Linked DNA regions of Homo sapiens: region 2 is linked to region 1. A link is a loop called in an ENCODE intact Hi-C map of the cell type or tissue named here. Cell type or tissue: CD4-positive, alpha-beta T cell. All regions are shown on one strand. Each heading gives the region's core, and the rest is flanking DNA. Links, peaks and the distances in the headings are about the cores only. Region 1 overlaps MALAT1 (metastasis associated lung adenocarcinoma transcript 1). Region 2 has its middle 36 kb from the start of POLA2.

Evidence for each region. Hi-C counts contacts between places; a loop is a spot of excess contacts. Peaks named below come from ENCODE experiments on the same cell type or tissue, not always from the same donor. Only the 100,000 strongest peaks of a DNase experiment are listed, where the experiment ranks them.
Region 2: it touches region 1 in a loop (3-fold over the local background); 3 of 110 quality-filtered maps call a loop at or near these places.

What each region holds. Positions count from the first base shown.
Region 1 is chr11:65,506,080-65,514,777 of GRCh38, reverse strand. MALAT1 (metastasis associated lung adenocarcinoma transcript 1) reads right to left here. Exons shown (of 1, transcript NR_002819.5): 1 at 8,262-8,698. It also overlaps TALAM1, MASCRNA and the pseudogene SNRPGP19. Among named protein-coding and RNA genes, the nearest start is that of MALAT1, 11 kb to the right of the region's middle. RefSeq lists enhancers at 6,917-6,986, 6,703-7,384, 7,097-7,406, 7,907-8,006. In CD4-positive, alpha-beta T cell, for the core only: a CTCF peak has its summit at 3,833 (motif pointing right); DNase peaks (open chromatin) are centred at 3,827, 5,017, 5,827 and 6,357.
Region 2 is chr11:65,221,397-65,230,094 of GRCh38, reverse strand. It overlaps the pseudogene SLC22A20P. Among named protein-coding and RNA genes, the nearest start is that of POLA2, 36 kb to the left of the region's middle. RefSeq lists an enhancer at 4,026-4,225 and a silencer at 8,100-8,329. In CD4-positive, alpha-beta T cell, for the core only: no CTCF peak of the experiment used is centred there; a DNase peak (open chromatin) is centred at 4,274; H3K4me3 peaks cover 880 bases; H3K27me3 peaks cover 1,392 bases.

The sequences.
Region 1 (8,698 bases), core at 1,487-6,486:
CATGGTGAAAACCCGTCTCTACTAAAAATACAAAAATTAGCTGGGCGTGGTGGCGCATGCCTGTAGTCCCAGCTACTCTGGAGGCTGAGGCAGGAGAATCGCTTGAACCAGGGAGTCAGAGGTTGCTGTGAGCCAAGATCGAGCCACTGCATTCTAGCCTGGCAACAGTGTGAGACTCCATCTCAAAAAAATAAAAAATAAAAAATATTAAATGATGGCAGATGTATCCAAGGAATATTTTGGGGATTTGATCCCTTTATGAATCTTGTGATAGATGAAAGTGTGAAGATGGCAACTAGTGGACAACAGAGCAACCCTGGAACAGTGGTAAGATGAGGGAGAAGTATCCTCATATTAGAAGCCTTGGAACAACTATAAACAATGGCGGCTCTGCAGAGAAATCCAAGTCCCTTCTCCAAAGGACTTGTTTTACTATGATGTAAAAATTGGGCCACGTACATTTTTTTTTTTTTTTTTTTTTGAGACAGAGTCTCCCTTTGTCGCTCAGGCTGGAGTGCAGTGGCACAATCTCGGCTCACTGCAAGCTCTGCCTCCCGGGTTTATGCCATTCTCTTGCCTCAGCCTCTCAAGTAGCTGGGACTACAGGCGCCCGCCACCACGCCCGGCTAATTTTTTGTATTATTTTTAGTAGAGACGGGGTTTCACCATGTTAGCCAGGATGGTCTTGATCTTCTGACCTCGTGATCAGCCCGCCTCGGCCTCCCAAAGTGCTGGGATTACAGGCATGAGCCACCGCGCCCGGCCTGGGCCATGTGCATTTTTATATTAAGCTTTTTATTAAGTAAACATTTGTAACAATAAAAATTTAAAAAAAGAGATTTAAAACTTCTACTCCTCAAAGACACTGTTACAAAAAAATGAAAAGAAAGACACATATTGGGATAAAACTTTTGCAAAACATATATCTAAACATAAAACAGGCCACGGGCAGCGGCTCATGCCTGTAATCCCAACACTTTGGGAGACCAAGGCAGGCAGATCTCTTGAGGTCAGGAGTTTGAGACCAGCCTGGCCGACATTGTGAAACCCTGTCTCTACTAAAAATACAAAAATTAGTGGGGTGTGGTGGTGCATGCCTGTAATCCCAGCCACTTGGGAGGCTGAGGCAGGAGAATTGCTTGAACCCGGGAGGCAGAGGTTGCAGTGAGCTGAGATTGCACCACTGCACTCCAGCCTGGGCGACAGAGCGAGACTCCGTCTCAAAAAATACAAAATAAATAATAAACATACAACAGAAGTAAAAAAAGAAAAAAAATCTGACAAGGGACTTCTATCTCGAATATGTAAAAGCCCTTACAACTCAACAAAAGATAAAAATGCCAACAACAATGGCAAGAAAAAAAAAACACAAAATGGCTGGGCACGGTGGCTCACACCTTTGGGAGGCCGTGGTGGGTGGATCATTTGAGGTCAGGAGTTCAAGACCAGCCTGACCAACCTGGTGAAACCCGGTCTCTACTAAAAAAACAAAAATTAGCCGGGCGTGGTGGGGCGCTCCTTCAATCCCAGGTACTTGGGAGGCTGAGGCAGGAGAATCGCTTGAACCTGGGAGGTGGAGGTTGCAGTGAACCGAGATCGCAACACTGCACTCTAGCCTGGGCGACAGACGGAGACTCCGTCTTAAAAAGAAAAGAAAAGAAAAGAAAAGAAAAGAGAAAAACACAACACAAATGAACAGACACTTCACCAAAGAAGATACGCAACTGTGGCCAGGCGAGGCGGCTCACACCTGTAATCTCAGCACTTTGGAAGGCTGAGGCGGGAGGATCACTCGAGCTCAGGAGTTCCAGACCATCCTGGGCAACATGGAGAGACCCCATCTCTACTAAAAATAAAAAAATTAAGGCCGGGTGCGGTGGATCACACCTGTAATCCCAGCACTTTGGTAGGCCAAGGCGGGCAGACCACCTGAGGTCAGGAGTTAGAGACCAGCCTGACCAAAATGGAGAAAACCCATCTCTACTAAAAATACAAAATTAGCCTAGCATGGTGGTGCATGCCTGTAATCCTAGCTAATCAGGAGGCTGAGGCAAGAGAATTGCTTGAACTGGGGAGGTGGAGGTTGCAGTGAGCCAAGATCGTGCCATTGCATTCCAGCCTGGGCAACAAGAGTGAAACTCCATCTAAAAAAAAAATTAGCTAGGCATGGTGGTATGCACCTGTATGGTTCCAGCTACTTGGGAGGCTCAGGTGGGAGGCTGGCTTGAGCTCAGGAGGCAGAGGCTGCAGTAAGCTGAGATCCTGCCACTGAACTGCGGCCTGAGCAACAGCGACAAAGTGAGACCATGTCCCAAAACAAAACAAAAAACACCAGTGCTGGGTGCAGTGGGTCACACCTGTAATCCCACTTTGGGAGGCTGAGGTGGGAGGATCCCTTGAGTCCAGGAGTTCAAGACCAGCCTGGATAACAAAGCAAGACACAATCTCTTTTTTGTTGTTGTTGTTTTTTGAGACAGAGTCTTGCTCTGTTGTCCAGGCTGGAGTGCAGTGGTGCGATCTCGGCCTAATGTAGCCTCCACCTCCTGGGTTCAAGCAATGCCTCAGCCTCCCAAATAGCTGGGATTACAGGAGCCAGCCACCACGCCTGGCTAATTTTTGTATATTTTTGGTCTTGCTGTGTTGGCCATGTTGGTCTCAAACTCTTGGCCTCAAGAGATCCACCCTCTGCAGCCTTCCAAAGTACTTGGATTACCGGCGTGAGCCACCATGCCCAGCCACTCTTAATTTTTATTTTTTTTTAAACAGAGTCTCACTCTGGTACCCAGGCTGGAGTGCAGTGACGTGATCTCTACCTCCTGGGTTCAAGTGATTCTCATGTCTCAGCCTCCCGAATAGCTGGGATTACAGATGTGTGCCACTACGCCCAGCTAATTTTTTTGTATTTTTAGTAGAAACAAGGTTTTACCACATTGGCCAGGCTGGTCTCAAACCCCTGACTTCAAGTGTTCTGTCCATTTTGGCCTCCCAAAGTGCTGGGGTTACAGGCGTGAGCCACTGAGACTGGCCTTAATTTTTTTTTTTTTTTTTTTTTGAGATGGAATCTCACTGTTGGCCAGGCTGGAGTGCAATGGCATGATCTCGGCTCACTGCAATCTCTGCCTCGCTGGTTCAAGCAATTCTCCTGCCTCAGCCTCCCGAGTACCTGGGATTACAGGCATGTGCCATCACACTCAGATAATTTTTTTTTAACTTTAAGTCCTGGGATACATGTGTCGAATGTGAGGTTTGTAACATTTTTGTATTTTTGGTAGAGACGAGGAGGTTTCTCCATATTGACTAGGCTGGTCTCGAACTCCTAACCTCAGGTGATCCACCCTCCTCGGCCTCCCAAAGTGCTGGGATTACAGGCATGAGCCACCGCGCCCAGCCCTCAGCCAATATTTTTAAAAATAATTTCATGGTATATCCACACAAGGGAGTATTACTCAGCAATAAAAATGCTTGTTGAGACGGGTGCAGTGGCTCACGCCTGTAATCCCAGCACTTTGGTAGGCTGAGGCAGGTGGATCACCTGAGGTCAGGAGTTCGAGATCAGCCTGGCCAACATGGTGAAACCCTGTCTCTACTAAAAATACAAAAATTAGCCGGGCGTGGTGGTGGGAGCCTGTAATCCCAGCTACTCAGGAGGCTGAGACAGGAGAATTGCTTGAACCCAGGAGGCGGAGGTTGCAGTGAGTGAAGATGGCACCGCTGCATTCCAGCCTGGGTGACAGAGTGAGACTCAGTCTCAAAAAAAAAAAAAAAGTTTGTTGAACAAGTGTATTACAATGTATTCCAAAGCTAACGCATGCAATGCCCAATTTGTTCACTAGATGGCAGCAAGAGCCAAGTCATTTCTAGTTGCTTCCAGGTGGGTCTACTGTGGCTACTCTTGCTTGTCACAGTAAACTGACAGAGCACTGTCCCCAATTAAAGATAGGAAAACAGAGGCGTAAAGAACACTGCTTTGTCAGAGCCAGGTTTCTGGTCTTCCAAATCAACAACCCATGAATGAGAACCCTCCCAGATCTCTTCCCCACACTGTTCCCTTCCCCTAAGTCTGGTAATTTCATCCATTTCCTGAAGTCAGAAGTACTCGGCCCGGGCCAGGTGCAGTGGCTCAAGTCTGTAATCCCAGCACTTTGGAAAGCCGAGGGAGGCGGATCACCTGAGTTCAGGAGTTCGAAACCAGCCTGGCCAACATGGCGGACACCCCCGTCTCTACTAAAAATACAAAAATTAGCTGGGCACCGTCGTGAGTGCCTGTAATCCCAGCTACTCAAGAGGCTGAGGCAGGAGAATAGCGTGAACCTGGGAGGTAGAGGTTGCAGTGAGCTGAGATCGCGCCATTGCACTCCAGCCTGGGCGACAGAACAAGACGCCGTCTCAAAAATAAATAAATAAATAAATAAATAAAATAAAATAAAAATGCAAAAATTAGGCCAGGAGTGGTGGCTCAAGCCTGTAATCCCAGCACTTTGGGAGGCTGAGGCGGGTGGATCACCTGAGGTCGGGAGTTCCAGACCAGCCTGACCAATATGGAGAGACCGCGTCTCTACTAAAAATACAAAACTAGACAGGTATGGTGGCGCATGCCTGTAATCCCAGCTGCTCAGGAGGCTGAGGCAGGAGAATTGCTTGAACCCGGGAGGCAGAGGTTGCAGTGAGCGGAGATCGCGCCATTGCACTCCAGCCTGGGGAACAAGAATGAAACTCCATCTCAAAAAAAAAAAAAACCCCAAACCAAACGAAAACAGCGGATCACGAGGTCAGGAGTTTGAGACCAGCCTGGACAATAGGGTGAAACCCTGTCTCTACTAAAAATACAAAAAAATTAGCCAGGTGTGGTGGCGCACAACTGTAGCCTCAGCTACTCCAGAGGCTGAGGCAGAAGAATTGCTTGAACCCAGGAGGTGGAGGTGGCAGGCAGTGAGCCGAGATTGCACCATTGCACTCCAGCCTGGGTGACAGAGCAAGACTGCTTCTCAAAAAAAAAAAAAAATTAGCCAGGTGTGGTGGCAGGTGTTCCTATAATCCCAGCTACCCCGGGGCTGAGATGGGAGGATCACTTGAGCCTGAGAGGCAGAGGTTGCAGTGAGCCGAGCCTAGATTGTGCCTCTGCATTCCAACCTGAGCTACAAAATGAGACCCTGTATCAAAAACAAAAACAAACCAAATCTCACACAGGTCCATACCAACCAGCCCCTGATCCTCGGTCTGAGGGGCTTGAGAGGGTAGGTTTTGGAGGGGTTGGGGAATGGTGGAGCTGCCCCTTGAACTCAGGATTATCAGGATGATGAAATCCAAAACTGTGGGCCGGGATCGGTGGCTCACACCTGTAATTTTAGCACTTTGGGAGGCCAAGGCAGGCAGATCGCTTGAGGTCGGGAGTTCCAGACTGGCCTGGCAAACATGGCGAAACTCTATCTCTACTAAAAATACAAAAATTAGCTGGGCGTTGTGGCGTGTGCCTGTAGTCTCAGCTACTCGGAAGGCAGAGGGAGGAGAATCGCTTGAACTGGGAGGTGGAGGTTGCAGTGAGCCGAGATTGCCCCACTGCACTCCAGCCTGGGCGACAGAGCGAGACTCCGTCTCAAAAAAAAAAAAAAAAAAGAAAAGAAAAGAAAAAAGAAAAAAAAAAGAAAAAACTGAGGTCCCTGTGTACAACTGGAGGAGTACATATGGGGAATGCCTAGGGCTTGTTTATATTATTAAGAGCAGTCGGCCGGGCGCGGTGGCTCATCCTTGTAATCCCAGCACTTCGGGAGGCCGAGGCGGGAGGATCACGACGTCAAGAGATCGAGACCATCCTGGCCAACATGGTGAAACCCCGCGTCTACTAAATATACAAAAATTAGCTGGGCGTGGTGGCGCGCCTGTAGTTCCAGCTAGTCGGAAGGTTGAGGCAGGAGAATCGCTTGAACTCAGGAGGCGGAGGTTGCAGTGAGCCGAGATCACACTACTGCACTCCAGCCTGGCGACAGAGGGAGACTCTGTTTCCAAAAAAAAAAAAAAAAGCGCAGTCCCCTTGACTTGGACAGGAGCTTTTGGGGAATTTATGCTCTCCATTTTGTGCTCAGAGGGTGGAAATGACTTCCGGCCTACTTTTCTGCCTCCTCCTGTTGCTGTGATCAGTGTCTGATCTTTACATTTTTCAATCCTGGAGAACTTCCTCAACTCCAGGAACTACGTAGCCCCTGGCGAATGCCCAGCTCCTACTCTTTTTTTTTTTTTTTTTTTTTTTAAGACGGAGTCTCGCTCTGTCGCCCAGGCTGGAGTGCAGTGGCCCGATCTCACCTCACGGCAAGCTCCGCCTCCCAGGTTCACGCCATTCTCCTGCCTCAGCCTCACGAGTAGCTAGGACTACAGGCGCCCTCCACCACGCCCAGCAAATTGTGTGTGTGTGTGTGTGTGTGTGTGTGTGTGTGTGTGTGTGTGTAGTAGAGACGGGGTTTCACCGTGTTAGCCAGGATGGTTTCAATCTCCTGACTTCGTGATCCGCCCGCCTCGGCCTCCCAAAGTGCTGGGATTACAGGCTTGAGCCACCGTGCCCAGCCTTTCTTCTTCTTTTTTTTTTTTTTTTGAGACAGTTTCGCTCTTGTTGCCCAGGCTGGAGTGCAGTGGCGCAATCTCAGCTCACTGCAACCTCCGCCTCCCGGGTCCAAGCGATTCTCCTACCTCAGCCTCTCGAATAGCTGGGGTTACAGACATACGCCACCACGCCCGGCTAATTTTGTATTTTTAGTAGAGATGGGGTTTCTCCATGTTGGTCAGGCTGGTCTCGAACTCCTGACCTCAGGTGATCTGCCCACCTCGGCCTCCCAAAGTCCTGGGATTATAGGCGTGAGCCACTGTGCGTGGCCCCCAATTCCTACTCGTACTCCTTTGCTCTCCAGTAAAGTATTTGTGCTTCCACAGAACCTTCTGCTTTGGAAAAACAGAGACCTTTCTCCATACGAAACTGACTGGGCATCAATTCAGAAGACACTTAAGCAACTTAGGAGAGCACCTAGCTCAGCTTCTTTCATAACCAGCGAGACAGATACCCCATCCCCCATTAGATCACTTCAAGGGAAGAGAAAGCTCCTGTGGCCAAGGCCTATACAGGCTGGGTAGGTTGGGGGTTGGTGTGCTGCTGACCTGCCGGGCCATTGCTTCATCTATCAGAACATTCTAGACATTGAAGAAACAGCAACATAGGGGTTGAAGTGTTGACTGACTAGGATTCAAACCTCAGCTCTGCTGCGTTGTCAAAAGGGGCCCAATCAGAGTCTACCTCTCCATTTGCAAAATGTAATACCATTAAAAAAAAAAAAAAAGGTAGTTCTGCTTCTGAGGCCCCTCCATTAGGCTAAGGGTGTGGCCAGTCACAGGTTCCCCAGGCTGGAAGATTCTTCAGACGTGGGTCCCTCTCTCTGGTAGGTCTGGGTTTACTAGAATGCATCTCAAACTCCAATAAGCAAGGTCTGACTTTTCAGGGAGATCTTAAGGGTAAGGAGGGCCAGGGAGGGTATTTCACCTGAGATCCCAGCCAGTCCTTCCAACAGCCAGATGCTGCTACTAATCCCACAGCACGTTCAAAGGGACAAAAGGGGACCAGTGACAACTGATTAAAGGAAAATGTGATCCTGAGTGACCCAGGACCTTGGGACTCTGAGGGGGAACCAAAGAGCTTAACTGGTTTAAAAACTTAAAAGGATCGGCCAGGCTTGGTGGCTCACACCTGTAATCCCAGCACTTTCAGAGGCCCAGGCGGGTGGATCACACGAGGTCAGGAGTTTGAGACCAGCCTGGCCAATATGGTAAAACCACGTCTCTAACTGAAAATACAAAAATTAGCCAGGCGTGGTGGTGTGCACCTGTAGTCCCAGCTACAGGGAGGGTGAAGCAGGACAACCACTTGGACCCCAGAAGTGGAGGTTGCAGTTTGCAGAGATCATGCCACTACACTCCAGCCTGGGGGACAAAGTGAGACTGTCTCAAAAAAACAAAAAAGAGAGCTTTCCAATGACACACACACCCCGCCCCATTTCTCCCCCAGCCCAGCTCACAGCCAATTACTAAATAGTGGAAAGGAGGCTACTTAAAAAGAAGTTCCCTATTTTCCTGTGGGGGTTACTGGGCTTTTTAGTAGGCCACTCACCCACTACCCTCGCACCAATCCCCCAAAGTCCGTACCCTACTTGAAGATTATGCTGTAATTATGGGTGCTGTGTTTATAGACCACAGATTTAACAGAACAAGCCCACAGAACACCCATCTTTTTTCCCCAATCAAGATTTTTTTATTCACAAAAGAACCACAACAATTTAGAGCTTCTCCATTTTTATTACACAAAATTGTTAAGTTTTCAGCAGTAGGGCTTCTCAAAACACCAGCTGCAGGCTATTACCTGAAAAAGACAAGGCAGTTATATTAGGTTCTCGTGTAAATATGAATATACAATCAAGTCAAGCTCCTGACAAATTATACATCAAGGATGTATATAGTTCAAAGATATTGTGCTGTTACCTCCCACCTCCCCAAAACTCCAAGAACTAGCACCTGCAGAGAAAAGGAGAAATACAGAAAGAGTCCTGAAGACAGATTAGTAGTCAAAGCAAAGACGCCGCAGGGATTTGAACCCCGTCCTGGAAACCAGGAGTGCCAACCACCAGCATCTTTTGCTTTTTTTTTTTTTAAGCTAGAAAAAGGCCAA
Region 2 (8,698 bases), core at 2,244-7,243, 290 kb after region 1:
AGGAAGGAAGGAAGGAAGGAAGGAAGGAAGGAAAGGAAGGAAGGAAAGGAAGAAAGGAAGGATGGAAGGAAGGAAGGACAGACAAGTGTGTTTTTTCACCAAGAGAAATGTACAAGAATATTTATAGCAGCAGTATTTGTAACAGCCCAACCTGGGAAAAGCCCAATGTTCTTCAGCAATAAAATAGGTAGACTGGGCGCGGTGGCTCACGACTGTAATCCCAGCACTTCAGGAGGCCGAGATCTGCGGATCACAAGGTCAGGAGATTGAGACCATCCTGTCTCTACTAAAAATACAAAAAATTAGCCGGGCGTGGTGGCACGCGCCTGTAGTCCCAGCTACTCGGGAGGCTGAGGCAGAGAATTGCTTGAACCCAGGAGGCGGAGGAGGTTGCAGTGAGCTGAGATCGTGCCACTGCACTCCAGCCTGGGCAACAGGGCGAGACTCCGTCTCAGAAAAAAAAAAATTGGTAACGTTTCTGTATTAGTTTCCAATTGCTGCTGTAACAGATTACCACAAATTTAGTGCCATAGAACAACACAAATGTATTATCTTACACTTCTGGAAGTGAGAAGCCTAACGTGTGTTACTGAGCTAATGTCAGAGTGTGGGCAGGGCTGTGTTCCTTCTGAAGACTCCATGGGAGAATCTGTTTGCTTGCCTTTGCCAGCTTCTAGAGGCTGCCTGCATTCCTTGACTTGTGGCTCCTTCCTCTGTCTTCAAAGCCAGCAGCACACAGCGTCTCCAAAGGTCTCTCTCTCACTCTGACCTTCTTCTTCCACTTGTAGGGACCCTTGTGATCGTACTGGGCCCACTCAGATGATCCAGGGTAATCCTCCTTCAAGATCCTTAGTTACATCTGCAAAGTCCCTTTTGCCATAGAAGGTAACATATTTATAGATTCCAGGGATTAGGATGGGGACGAATGTTACTTATTGATTTCTAGTAATATATATACATTATATATAGACGTAGATATATTTTCTGGATATGGTTTTTTGTTGGATATTGGTTTCTGCAAGTATCTTATTCTACTGCATACCTTGCTTTTTAAAAATAATTTTTATTTTGTAATAAATATATATTTACAGAAAAGCTATAAAGATTCAAACATCTTTGGGGGTCATTATTCTGTCTACCACAAGTAGTATATTCGTACCATGGATTGTTATACACGAAGAAAGAACGAACTAAATTACATATGACAACATGAGTGCATCTCACAAACGGTATAAATTACAAAAACTATGTAGCTCAAGTTATATAAAGCCCAAAAACAGGCTAATGTAATCTGTGGCATTAGAAATAAGGATAGTGATTCCCATAGGGGAGGGTAATGACTGAAGAAGACATGGGGGGACGGGGTTTCTGGAGGCTGATCATGTTCTGTTTCTTGACCAGTGTGTTGATTAATGGGTGTGTACAGTTTGTGAGAATTTGTCAAGCTGAGCCTTGTGCATTTTTGCATGTGTGTTATACTTCAATAAAAAGTATATGTGGGCCACGTGCGGTGGCTCATGCCTGTAATCCCAGCATTTTGGGAGGCTGAGGCAGACAGATCCCTTCAGGTCAGGAGTTCGAGACCAGCCTGGCCCACATAGAGAAAACCCGTCTCTACTAAAAATACAAAAACTAGCTGGGCATGGTGGCACATACCTGTAGTCCCAGCTACTCAGGAGGCTGAGGCAGGAGAATTGCTTGAACACAGGAGACAGAGGTTGCGGTGAGCTGAGATGGCACTACTGCACTCCAGCCTGGGTGACAGAGTGAGACTCTGCCTTGAAAAAACAAAAACAAAAACAAAAACAAAAAAACAAATAAACCTGTATGTGGGAAGAAGAACTCCAAGATGGTCCATCAAATTCCTGGCCCGGGTGTACACAAACCTTCTCCCAGTTATTCAAACACTAATCTAGGTGTTGTGAAAGGATTTTGCAGATGTAATTAAGGTCCCAAATCACTTAACTTTAAAACAGAGATTTTTCTGGGAGGGCCTGATCTAATAACATGAGATTTAAATCTGGGTCTAGAGGTCAAAGACTGGGAGTTGGAGATTCAAAGCATGGGAGAGATTTGATATGAGGAAGATATTCCTTTGAGGTGGAGGAGGCCACTTAGCCAGGAATGTAGGTGGCTTTTATGAACAGCCTGTGAGGAAATGGAGACATAAATCCTACAGCTGCAAGCAGTTAAATCGAACCAACAATTGAAATGAACTTGGCTGTGAATTCTTCCCCAGAGCCTCCAGAAAGGAGGCTTCGTTTCAGCCTCCTAAGAGCCTGAGCAGAGAACCCAGCTGGCACTTCTGGCCTGCAGAATTGTAAGCTCATAAATGGGTGTTATTTTAAGCCACTAAATTATGGTGATTTGTTATAAGCAATATAAGACTATAACATTCACAAAAAATAAAGTGGCCATTGAGAAATTTGAGGGACACTCAGTCAAAAACCACCAGTTTTACATTCAGTTCTTTTGCTTGTTAACGTGTCTGCTCACCTAGGAGGAAAGAAGGGGGAAAGGCTCCTGAGAATGTGAGCTCTAGAAACGGAGTCTTCCCAGAGAGACTGGACCACGACTAGCCAGCATTGCCACTCAGGCGAGATTGGCAGTGGCAGGGAGAATGGACCAGACATTCTCTAAGATTCCTTTTCATCTTATAATTCTGTGGCTCACAATATTCTAAAATTCATTCATTCACTCATTGGTTCATTCACTCATCAAATATTTATTGCAAAGCTATCACATGCCGGAAGCTGGTTACATGTAATGTTGTAAAAGTTTTTACAGATGTGATTAAGTTATTAAAAAAACAAAAGCAGAAGAGGTAGAGTATTAATCCTTTTTTTTTTTTCTCTTGAGACACTCTGTCTCGCTCTGTTGCCCAGGCTGGAGTACAGTGGCGAGATCTTGGCTCACTGCAGCCTCTGTCTCCCGGGTTCAAGTGATTCGCCTGCCTCAGCCTCCTGAGTAGTTGGGACTACAGGTGCGTGCCACCACACCTGGCTAATTTTTATATTTTCAGTAGAGATGGAGTTTCACCATGTTGGACAGGCTGGTCTCGAACTCCTGACTCAAGTGATCCGCCCACCTCGGCCTCCCAAAGTGCTGGGATTACAGGCATGAGCCACCACACCCAGCCCCTATTAAATCCATTTCTATAAGAACGTGTGTGTGTGTGTGTGTGTAAGTATGTGGGTGTCATGTATGTACTAAGAGCTGCAAGGATACAAATTCATGCCTGACAGAAATGGGAGATGGGAGATGTTCAGAGGTGGAAGGGAGAGTAGGTTGAGAGGGACATGCACTTATGTACCTGATAACAGAAAACAACTCATATTCAGGCACTGTTCTACCTGCTTTACAGACTAATTTTCACAACAGCCTTATGTGGTAGGTTCTATTATGATGCCCATGTTACAAATGGAGAAACTGAGGCACAGAGCGGTTAAGTAACTTGTCAAGGATCACAAAGCCAGTAAGTGGCAGAGCTGAGATTCAAACCAAAGGAGTACGTTCGAGTCCTGCTTCTTAACCAATGAACTACACTGCCTGTTTCTGGATTGTTTGGGGAAAAAATGTTTTTAACAATGAGTATGCATGCTTCTCAGAATTTAGAAAAAAACTACAAGGTGGCTCAACCCTGTTATTCCAGCCCTTTGGGAGACCAAGGGGGAGGATCGCTTCAGTCCAGGAGTTCTAGACCAGCCTGGGCGACATTGCAAGACCCCACCCCATCTCTATTTTTAAAAATGAGCCCGGGCTTGGTGGCAGGCACCTGTAGTCCTAGCTACTACAGAGGCTGAGGTGGGAGGATCGTTTGAGCCTGGGAGGTCGAGGCCGCAGTGAGCTATGATTGTGCCACTGCACTGCAGCCTGGGTGCCCGAGCAAGACCTTGTCTTAAATCAATCAACCAGTAAAGAAAAAAATCCCAGTTAATTGAAGGCATTTACAATAGGGTTTGTGGAAGTTTGTGAAAGTTCACCAGTTCCTAACACTTCCTCTTTCTCCTCCCCCATCCTTTTTCGAACCCCAGGACTCCCCATCCCCACCTCACCCCAGACACACTGGTGAGGAAGGGGTCGGGGGGCGGGCAGGCTCACCGCCTCCCGCTCCCCAAAGCCAGGACTGTGCAGTTGATCCCAGGAGCGAGCCCGGCGCGGCTCCCTGCCGGCAGCGAAGCGAAACATTTGGACATGGCCCCGATTTTTCGGGTGCGGTTGGCAAGTCCCGGCGTGCGCGAACCAAACCTGCGGTTCCCGGGGCAGCTTTGAGCGGGTCGGGTCGGCTCCATAGGAGAATGGCCCCACCTGCAGGCAGAGAGCTCCGGATAGCTGCCGAGTCACTTTCTCAGCAAAAACGGGCTTTTGCTGTTTCCAGAAGGATCCAAGAGAGGACTTTCAGCTCTGGAATTTTGAACTCAGGATCTGTTTCTCCCTCGCGGAAAGAGGAAGGTGGACGAAGGGCAAGCCCAGGCCGGCAGGGGCTACCGCAGGAAGACGCCCATTCCTGGACTCGGGTTCGCAGGAGCCCCCTTGCTCCCCAGAGCCGGAACTGCGCTGCCTGCCACGCTGTTGGGGACAGAAGGCCTCACAGCCTCCCAGAGTTGGGGGCCGTCCCATCTTCCCAGTACACAGGGGTCACAGCCCCAAATCCAAACCGGAGGAAAGACTCTATACCCCAGAGCTTCCCAGGGGGCAACCTGTGGTTTAAGTGCTTTACGTGCTTTAACTGGTTTTTGTTTTTGTTTTTTTGAGATGGGATCTCGCTCTGTCAGCTAGGCTGGAGTGCAGTGGTGCAATCACAGGGCACTGCAGCCTCAAACTCCTGGGCTCAAGCAATTCTCCCACCTCAGCGTCCCAAGTAGCTGGAACCACAGGTATACATACCCCTCCACCCCCAGGTAGTGGGCGTCTCCCTATGTTGACCAGGCTGGTCTGGAACTCCTGGGCTCAAACAATCCTCCCGCCTCTGCTTCCCGTAGTGCTGGGATTACACACATGAGTCACCCGGGCTGGCCTCATGTCTTAACTCTGGATCCTCACAAGGACCTTACAGAAGTAGGAAAGAGGCCCCAGGAGGCTGGGCTCCCTGACTTGCTCAGGTCACTTGGATAGTCTGGCCTCAGAGCCCAGCTGATATCTACTAAAAGAGACTCCCCAGTCTGCTACAGAAAACAGATAGTTCCCGTCTCTACTAAAAATACAAAAATTAGCTGGGTTTGGTGGCATGTGCCTGTAGTCCTAGCTACTTGGGAGACTGAGGCAGAAGAATCACCTGAGCCCGGGAGGCGGAGGTTGCAGTGAGCCGAGATCGCACCATTGCACTCCAGCCTGAAGACAGAGGGAGACTCCGTGGAAAGAAAGGAGAGGAGAGGGGAGGGGAGGGGAGGGGAGGGGAGGGGGGAAGGAAGGAGAGAAGGAAAGAAAGAGAAAGAGAGAGGAAGGAAGGAAGGAGATAGTAATTCATTGCCTGCACTCCCTGCTTCATAAGTATCAATACCAATTATTTAAATGTGCAGGAAATCCAGTGGAATGAAATCAACACGGTTGTTTTTTATCAGCCCTTCCCCTTAGGATTTGTCAGCTTGCAGCTGGTGGTGCTACTGCATATGGGCTGCCTTTGTATTTTTGTCCATTTCACATCTTCATGCCTGTGAACCTGTTAGGTATTCCTTCCTGCCCACCTTGCAAACTTGATTAACCATCTTTTTTTTTTTTTTTTTTTTTTTGAGACAGAGTCTTGCTCTGTCGCCCAGGCTGGAGTGCAATGGCATGATCTCGGCTCACTGCAAGCTCCGCCTCCCGGGTTGACGCCATTCTCCTGCCTCAGCCTCCCGAGTAGCTGGGACTACAGGTGCCCGCCACCATGCCCGGCTAATTTTTTGTATTTTTGGTAAAGACGGGGTTTCACCATGTTAGCCAGGATGGTCTCAATCTCCTGACCTCATGATCCACCCACCTCGGCCTCCCAAAGTGCTGGGATTACAGGCGTGAGCCACCGCACCCAGCCAATTAACCATCTTTTAAAAGCAGTCTAAATGCTATCTCCTGCCTGAAGCCGTCAGCAGCCCCAGCTAGCAGAAATGCTGTTAGGATACTTGTCTCACTGCATGAAAATTACAATTTTCCTGTCTATCCCCTCCTGGATCCAGAAGTGTTTTTTCCAGAGTGCGACACTTCCCAGAATCCACTGGAGAGCCAGCCCAAAGGGCATATCAGGATGGGACAAATTACATTCTGGAAAAGCTGCCTTGGTGATTCCAATAGTCCTCCCACCCAGGTGAGACCCACTGCCCAGAAGTGGGGTTCCTGGGTTAGCATGATATCTCATCTGTCACCACATCTCAGCATCCAGCAGAGGCCGAGTGCTGGAAAAAGGGTGTGGGAAGAGATTGAGTTCACACGGCTCACCTGCTCATTGCATTAAGAGTATTTCAGAACAGAGTTTTTCAGTGGGGGCAGAGAGCATGCCCCTGCCTCAGGTGAAAGTCTTGGGCATGAGCCTGTCACCTACCAAATCACCATGAGACAGCATGTGACCTTGCGGATGGCCGGGGTTCGGAAGAGGTCCAAGATTGAGTTGGAGGTGCAGACACTTGCAAACTCGCTTTGGATGTAGGAGCTCATCACCTAGGTAAGAAGACTCTGCTCAGGGAAAGCGAGGGAGCTCGGACCCCACATCCCTGCTGGGAACCCCTTCGTCTGTGTGGAGGAGAGCTGGGGTTGAGGTCTTTGGTGAGGTGGCTGGCCCTTGTCTCCGCTCCGTCCAAGGACTGATGGCACTTGAGGGGTGTTGAGAAGTGCCAACACACTGTTTCCAGGGTGTTGAGAAGCTCCAACACGAACTCCAACACTACTGAGGTTCTGCGGTTCTGGAGGGCCTCCCACCCCATTCCTGGTATAGACTCGGAGATTGAGTCAGATAAGAGCAGGGGTTCCAAGTGGTTCTGCCACTTCCTACTGTGTGTTCTCAGGCAAGTTACCCGTCCTGTCCCCACTTCAATTTCCTCTTTGTCAAAAATGAGACATGAAATGAGATTACATACATAAAGCTCTCAGCCTAGTGCCCGGCATGGGGCTTGAGAAATGATGCTTATTGATAATAAATGGTAACTATCTTATAATAAATGGTATTTATAATGGTGCTTTTGTTATTGATTCCCCAGTAATTTTACTGTGTGGTTGCTATTTTAATAATTTTAGTTTATTATTTTATTAAAATTTCAACTGGATGTCAAGGTTAATAGGGTTATTTCCTAATTACAAAGGTGGATTGACTGATGAGCAAAGCAGTTAAATTATTTATCCTAAATCACACAATCATTCAATACCTAAACAACATCTTTCGCACATGAGAACTCTGCCTGTCCTGTTTATTCCCAATGTCTACACCTGGATGGCACGTGAGTCCTGGGAAGTTGCTAAATTCTAGTACAACTGGAGGTTGCCAGCAAGACTGAAGACTGTTCCCACCCTTCCTTCCTCCCAGCTCGCTTACCTCCTTGGTCAGCCTTTCCCCTTCCTCCTTCCTCCCGTTCATTGCAGCCACCTTCTGCAGATTCTGTACAGCTAACTGGGACTTGCCATGCAGGAGGAGCCAGCGGGATGACTCTGGAAGCCACCTGGGACCGAGAGGAGGAAGAAGGATCTGGGGCTGGGTAGAGCTCATTCTATTCCCCAAACCCAATACCCCCTTGTCTACCTTCTTTCAGACCCAAAAAAGATGACCTGTCCTCCTGTCTGTAGCATCAGGAAGTCTGGGGGCCATGCCAGCTTCCCTTTTTTTGCAGTACATCATACAGAGACTCACTGAACAGTATTTAAAGACTACAGAGGACTTGGCCAGGCACGGTGGCTCACGCCTGTAATCCCAGCACTTTGGGAGGCCCAGGAGGGTGGATCACCTGAGGTCAGGAGTTTGAGACCAGCCTGGCCAACATAATGAAACCCCATCTCTACTAAAAATACAAAACAACTAGCCGGGCATGGTGGTGTGTGCCTGTAATCACAGCTACTCAGGAGGAGGCTGAGACAGGAGAATCGCTTGAACCTGGGAGGTGGAGGTTGCAGAGCCGAGATCGCGCCACTGCACTCCAGCCTGGGTAACAGAGGGAAACTCCATCTCAAAACAAAAAAAAAACCAAAAAAAAAAAAACAAAACTACAGAGGACTTAGGATTTCAACAGACCCGTGGCATTTTTTTTTTTTTTTTTTTTTTGGACCAAGTCTCACTCTGTCGCCCAGGCTGGAGCACAGTGGAGCAATCTCGGCTCATTGCAACTTCTGCCTCCCAGATTCAAGTGATTCGCCTACCTCAGCCTCCCGAGTAGCTGGGATTACAAGCACCCACCACCATGCCTGGCTAATTTTATTTTATTTATTTAATTATTTTTTTTGTAGAGATGGGGTTTCACCATGTTGGCCAGGCTGGTCTCGAACTCCTGACCTCAAGTGATCTGCCCACCTCAGCCTCCCAAAGTGCTGGGATTACAGACGTGAGCCACCACACCTATCCCAGACCCGGTTTTGAATCTGGTTCTGACCCCAGCTGTGTGGCCTTGTGTGAGTCATGGGCCCTCTCTGGGCTGTGCTTCATTACCCTCTTATATATGCCCCAGTTATATTCTTATAACTTTATAAGCACTTAGAGTACTTATGAAGTGTTGAGGGATGCGAAGGAGTTGATGAAGGCAAAAGC